2 separate regions of the Homo sapiens genome follow, and region 1 is linked to region 2. Evidence: read pairs that join two places in POLR2A ChIA-PET (ENCODE). Cell type or tissue: CD4-positive, alpha-beta T cell. All regions are shown on one strand. Each heading gives the region's core, and the rest is flanking DNA. Links, peaks and the distances in the headings are about the cores only.

Region 1 (2,924 bases), core at 260-2,759, 100 kb after region 2:
TTCGTTTCTCTGGGATAAATGTCCAAGAGTGCAGTTGCTGGGTCTTAACGGTAGTTCCATGTTTAGGTTTCTGAGAAACTGCTAAACTGTTTTCCAGAGAGTTTTCTACCATTTTACGTTTCTACCAGCAGTGCATGACTGATGGCAATTTCTTTGCAACAATGGGGATTAAGTTTCATCATGAATTTTGGAGAGGACATATTAAAACAGTACCATTCAATTGGAAACCTTTACTTAGCAAACATGGGTCCTTGAAATGTATCCTCACTAATCTTACTGACTGTAAGTCCATTTCATCCCCTAATTGATTTTATCTAACCTTTGAGATTCTACACAGTCAGTCTTGTTGCTACCTACTTGGGGTGTATTTGCTGTGTAAGGCAAAGACCTAGTAATATTTACTAAATGCTATGAAAGATCAGGCACAGTGGCTCACACCTGTAATCCCAACACTTTGGGAGGCTGAGGTGGGAGGATCACGAGTCCAGGAGGTCAAGGCTACAGTCTGCTGTGATTGTGTCACCGCACTACAGCCTGGGTGACAGAGCAAGACCCTGTCTCAAAAAAAACCATTTTTTAGTGTGAATGGAGAAAAGTCTAGTTGGTGGTCTTGAGTTTTTTCTAATGAAGCGAGATGGGTGGTATGTACAGCTTTGGGATCCCTCACACCTGGATATGAATCTCTGAATAACTGCCCCTAAGGATTCACATTCTAGTAGTGGAGAGTTGCATGTAAACATAATTATCACATTAGTCCTGTGTATTTTCCAATCATAGTTCATGGCTCAACAATGCATCTAGTTGAAGTCCTCACAGCCTGTCCCTTTAGTCACACTTGCCTTCTTCCCTTCATTAAAGCAGCTTCCAGAGTCCACACTTACTCATTCTGTTAATACATAGCAAATTGACCAATATGACTAAGTTTTCTTACGTGGAAGGAGATAATAAAAGTGCCCCTAAAAGGGTGATTTTTGAGAATTAGATGGGAATACTTACAAAGCACATCATGATGTTACAGTGAATATTCAGTTACGACCAACTTTTGTTTCATATTCTGTTGCTAATTGAGAATTTTGCGTTGTTTCTTTACAAATGCGTGCCAGGAGTATTTTGGATGTCCAAAATTAAGTCATTGCCTTCCAGTGAATCTAGAATTTACTAATATTTAGGTTTTAAGAGTATATGTGGCCTCCTTTTGTTGGGGGAGGGGGTGTGGTATGTTTCCCTGTTTACCATTTATCTGCTTCAGAGAGCATCCATAAAATTGAGCTCTATTAATGAATTGGTATTATATGCCTAACAACATTTGTTGACCACTTGATCTGTTTCATCTTCCTGGCTGCTTTGAGATGTGGGGACTACCATGTTTTATGAATAAGATAAAAGACTCAAGAAGGGAGAATAACTCACCAGTGGTTACACTGCCAGAAAGTGGCAGAGTTGGGACTTGAACCCATGATCCTCTTATGCCAAAGAGTTACTCTGTTTGCTGTGCTGTTTGACTACCAAGTGGATCCCAGAAGACTCCAATAAGTTAGTGTGTGGGTGGGTGGGTGGTGGGTACCAGATAGTGTCTGGAAGACCACATTATTTTTTGTAACAGCTTTGTTGAGGTATGATTGATAACAAAGAACTGCACCTTCAGTGTGTACAGTTTGATGAGTTTAGACAATTGGATGAGTGTGCAAACACGTGATACCGTCATGTATGTGACCCTTTGTAATCTGGTTTCTGCTTGTTTTCCCTTTCACTTCCTGTTACTGCCTTCCTACTTTATGCTTTAGATATTAGGGAAATAGGTTTTTTCAAGTTCTTTGCACATGCACTTGCCTTTGCCTGAAACATTTAGGCTTTCCTTTGGTCACTTGATGAGTTCCTGCTTGTCCTTTAGCACTCACCCTGTATTATCTCATAGATGATACCTTCCCTGATGGAAGTATTTTAAGGAGAGGAATGAAGAAAGCTCTTGGAATCGGAGAAGAGAGATACTTCTGGTTGTAATAAAATCCCCCACATCTTTGTTCCCATGACAGATGTGTTTGCTTCTGTTACAGTGTTTTTAACTTGTAAGGTTCTGTCTTCCCCACTACACCTGAGTTTAGGGACTGTCTCTTACTAAATTTTGCACTCTTCATGCCTGGAAAATAGTAAGCATTCAATAAATGCCCTTCAAATTAACGAGAGGATAATGAGAAAAAGACTGCTCTTTAAAAAAAAAAAAGGATAGATATGTCTGTGTTCAATCTTTACAAAACTATAGTGTTTTCTGAATTTTGAGGACTTGTAACCATTTTGCATATGAATATGTAGGATTGTTAAACCTCCCATGTAACGTGCAAAGATCAGGAGACCTTAAACATTCTTTTGTTCATTCTCCAACAAGTCATGTTACCTTCACTTTTTGTTGCCTCATCAGTAAAGTGGTATCACCTACCTGAGTATAAGGGGTTGGATAAAATGATTCCTATAGGCCCTTGGTGCATTTAGGTCTATGATTTCATATTTTAACACAACCAGATGAAATAAGTAAATTGTGACTTGTCAACAAGGAAATGAGGATATGAGGTGTCAATTCAGAGGGGCTGATGAAGTTGGGCATGAGAGAAAACGATGACATGCCGAATTGACTTAGGGGAACTACTATCCTTAGCACAGATATTCAGAAAATGAACTCTTCCTATTTGATGTACAGCATAGCAATTTTTAAAACAATCAGTGGCAATACTATGAATATACATAAAATTTTAGTATTTTGGATTAATCTTCAAAAATAGATTTTCTCGCACAATACTGGGTTGAAGAATATGTGTTTTTCAAATTATTGATTCACTGATGAATTGATTTACCAAAGGGTTATACCAGTTTGCACTCCACCTTCCAGGGAACATGCTTGTCTCACAGCATTCTCATCAGCATTGATTATT
Region 2 (2,924 bases), core at 100-2,599:
AACGTCACTTCCATAACAATAAAAAGCTGTGCTATCATCCATTAATCGGTACATTAGAGTTACAGATCCTTTTAGTACTTGAGAATGAAATGTTCAACCTTTCCCCTTCCACAAGTCACCCTCATGGAGCTCACACACCCACTTTTCTGATACTGTTCTGCTGGATGTGAATTTAAGTCTCATTTCCCCAAAAAGACGTATCTTCCTTAAAAGTAAGAACCACTCATACCTAACAGTTCACCTAGCATAGCCCATACACCAATATTTACTGGGTATTCTTTCCTGTCTTCCTTATCATCTCTTTTCTTAGCCTCTCTTGCTCTGTTGGTTTTCTTCAGACTTACAAGCAAAATGAGAAAAACGAAGTCTCTAGAAGTCCAGGCTCTATGTTTCATCCTATTTCTCGTAAGTTTACTGAGGTATCAAATCTAATTATGGCAGTCGTTTAATAACTGCAAAACAAAAATATTTAGAGATCTGGCAATCCTCAAATTAGAGCTTCTTCTGATACTATCTTTAACCATTAAAAATCTATTTCACATCCCACAGAAATATCCACATCTTTCCACTTTGCCTAAGAAAATGTGAGAGTTGCCCTTTTCTGCCCTTTCTTCCTTAGGAAGCACACAGCCTGAGGCCTTCTCTCTAAACCTCCAAGATTATCTTTTAATGAAGCCGAACCATCATTTAAATTACTATGCTGTAAATATAAAAGGTTCTGATGTAATCTTAACATCCTAAAATATATTTTACATATACTCTGTTGAGCAAGGGCATATAGCATAGGTTTTATTCATTTCATCCATTTTTGTAACCTCTCATGCTACCAAGCCTATATTTACTTACTTATCAAAAGTTGTAAAAGTATTGGTAGCTAATTTTCCTGAATGTTCCACTGCATCTTTACTTTTCTCCTGCTGAGACTGGTAGTGTGCTAACAGTACCTGAAGTAAAAATTCTCCTTCCGTTACTTCCAAAACTAGAACAGATAACCACGTCTTAATGTTCACTTAGTACAAAAGGTGTATGTTTACAAATCCACTCAACTTCTTTCCAATATTTCACCATAACCCAAAATTCATTAAAGGCATATCAGGAATTGATTTTCACCTCTAATACATTTTTTAAAGTTAAAAAAAAACGTGGACGCATTGTGGTAGTAGAAAAATAACTGCCTCCCTCAAAATGTCCACATCCTAATCCCCAGAACCTGTGAATTCAAGTTGCAGAAGGAATTAAGGTTGCTAAAATCAAACGACCTTGAGAGAGTATCCCAGATTACCCAGGTGAGCCCTATGTAATCACAAGGGTCTGGTAAGTGAAAGAGGGAAGCAGGACAGTCGCCGTCCGAGGGAGGTAATGAAAGAAAGACTGGCCAGTCATGGCTGGCTTTGAAGATGCTGCAGGGGCCAGGAGCCAAAAGGCAAGGGCAGCATCCAGGTGGCAAAGGCAAAGAAACAGTCCCTCCTGCAGCTCCAGGAAAGAACACAGCCCAGCCAGACCCACATAAACCTCTGACCTCCACAACTTTTTTTTTTTTCTGATGTCCACAACTTTTTTTTTTTTTTTTTTTTTTTTTTTTTTTTTGAGACGGAACCTCGCTCTGTCACCCAGACTGGAGTGCAGTGGCGCGATCTCGGCTCATTGCAACCTCCGCCTCCAAGGTTCAAGCAATTCTCCTGCCTCAGCCTCCCAAGTAGCTGGGACTACAGGCGCGTGCCACCATGCCCGGCTAATTTTTTGTATTTTTAGTAGAGACAGGGTTTCACCATGTTGGCCAAGATGGTCTTGATCTCCTGACCTCGTGATCTGCCCGCCTTGGCCTCCCAAGGTGCTGGGATCACAGGTGTGAGCCACTGCACCCAGCGACCTCCATAACTTTAGAATAATAAACTTGTGTGATTTTAAGCCACTAAACTTGTGGTAATATGTTACAGCCCCATTGGAAACTAATGCACACACAAATTGGTCCATTTTAAATATTACAAATAGAAATACAAATAAATGCACTCTAATATCCCTAAAATCTGAAAATTAAAGTAACTGTACCTGGTTAGTTCATCTAATTTTCAGAATCCTGTGCCTAAGAATTTGAAGTTGCTTTTGTAAAAGCACAGGAGTAGTAAATATATAACCCTGAGGCGGAACATATTAAAAAATGGAAAATAAAAGAAAAACTACTTTGTCAAGTTTTAGTGTATAATCAGTTAAATCTTATTAATTATAGTTCAGATGCAAAAATCTGTTAGAACTTCATGTGCTCATTCACTTGTAATATCACAAAATTAAGTCTAGATGCGGAAAAGGTTCAACTTAATTTGTAAACTTTAGCCTGCCTAAATGTATGACTTTCGGAATACAACTATGAAAATATTCTGAAAATGTAAAAAGTTTATTTCTATGTAGCTTCAAATATAACATAGATGTACATTCTCTTTCAATGTTTTTAAAAATATTTCTTAAAAAAAACCTATAGAAGCAGTTAAAACTGTATTCTGAAGCCCTAATGAAACACTGGATCTAGGCAATGATTATCAACAGTTGCTAAAAACCATGAGGTAAAAAGCTGCCAGCAGCTCCGTAACAGAAGAGTCATTCTGACAATGCCAGCCTCATCATTATAAAGAGACACGACATTCCACTGCAAACCAGAAGTACACATCACCTAAGTTTTTCCACCACCACTTGTACCTCAACTCCTGCAAGGAAAAAAAAAAAAAAAATCAAGGAATCTGGTTCAGGCCTCTTAATCTACCAGATTACAGAAAACACAAAGGATGGAAGAACATGTTAAACATCACAAAGGGGATGCAATCAGCAAAGTACAGAAAATGAAAAAAGCTATGTGACAATCTGATTTCCTCAAAAGATAAACTATAATAAAAAAGAAACAGGGATCCACATTTAAGAGATATAGTGACGAA

Evidence for each region. Peaks named below come from ENCODE experiments on the same cell type or tissue, not always from the same donor. Only the 100,000 strongest peaks of a DNase experiment are listed, where the experiment ranks them.
Region 1: POLR2A ChIA-PET joins it to region 2 with 6 read pairs; 9 of 35 experiments call an interaction of 5 or more read pairs at or near these places.

The regions. Positions count from the first base shown.
Region 1 is chr13:27,258,332-27,261,255 of GRCh38, forward strand. No RefSeq gene overlaps it. Among named protein-coding and RNA genes, the nearest start is that of SNORA27, 4.4 kb to the left of the region's middle. In CD4-positive, alpha-beta T cell, for the core only: no CTCF peak of the experiment used is centred there; a DNase peak (open chromatin) is centred at 1,710.
Region 2 is chr13:27,153,513-27,156,436 of GRCh38, forward strand. The region is part of intron 1 of USP12 (ubiquitin specific peptidase 12); the gene reads right to left. All of the region lies in intron 1 of USP12-AS1 (USP12 antisense RNA 1), which reads left to right. Among named protein-coding and RNA genes, the nearest start is that of USP12, 17 kb to the right of the region's middle. In CD4-positive, alpha-beta T cell, for the core only: no CTCF peak of the experiment used is centred there; no DNase peak of the experiment used is centred there.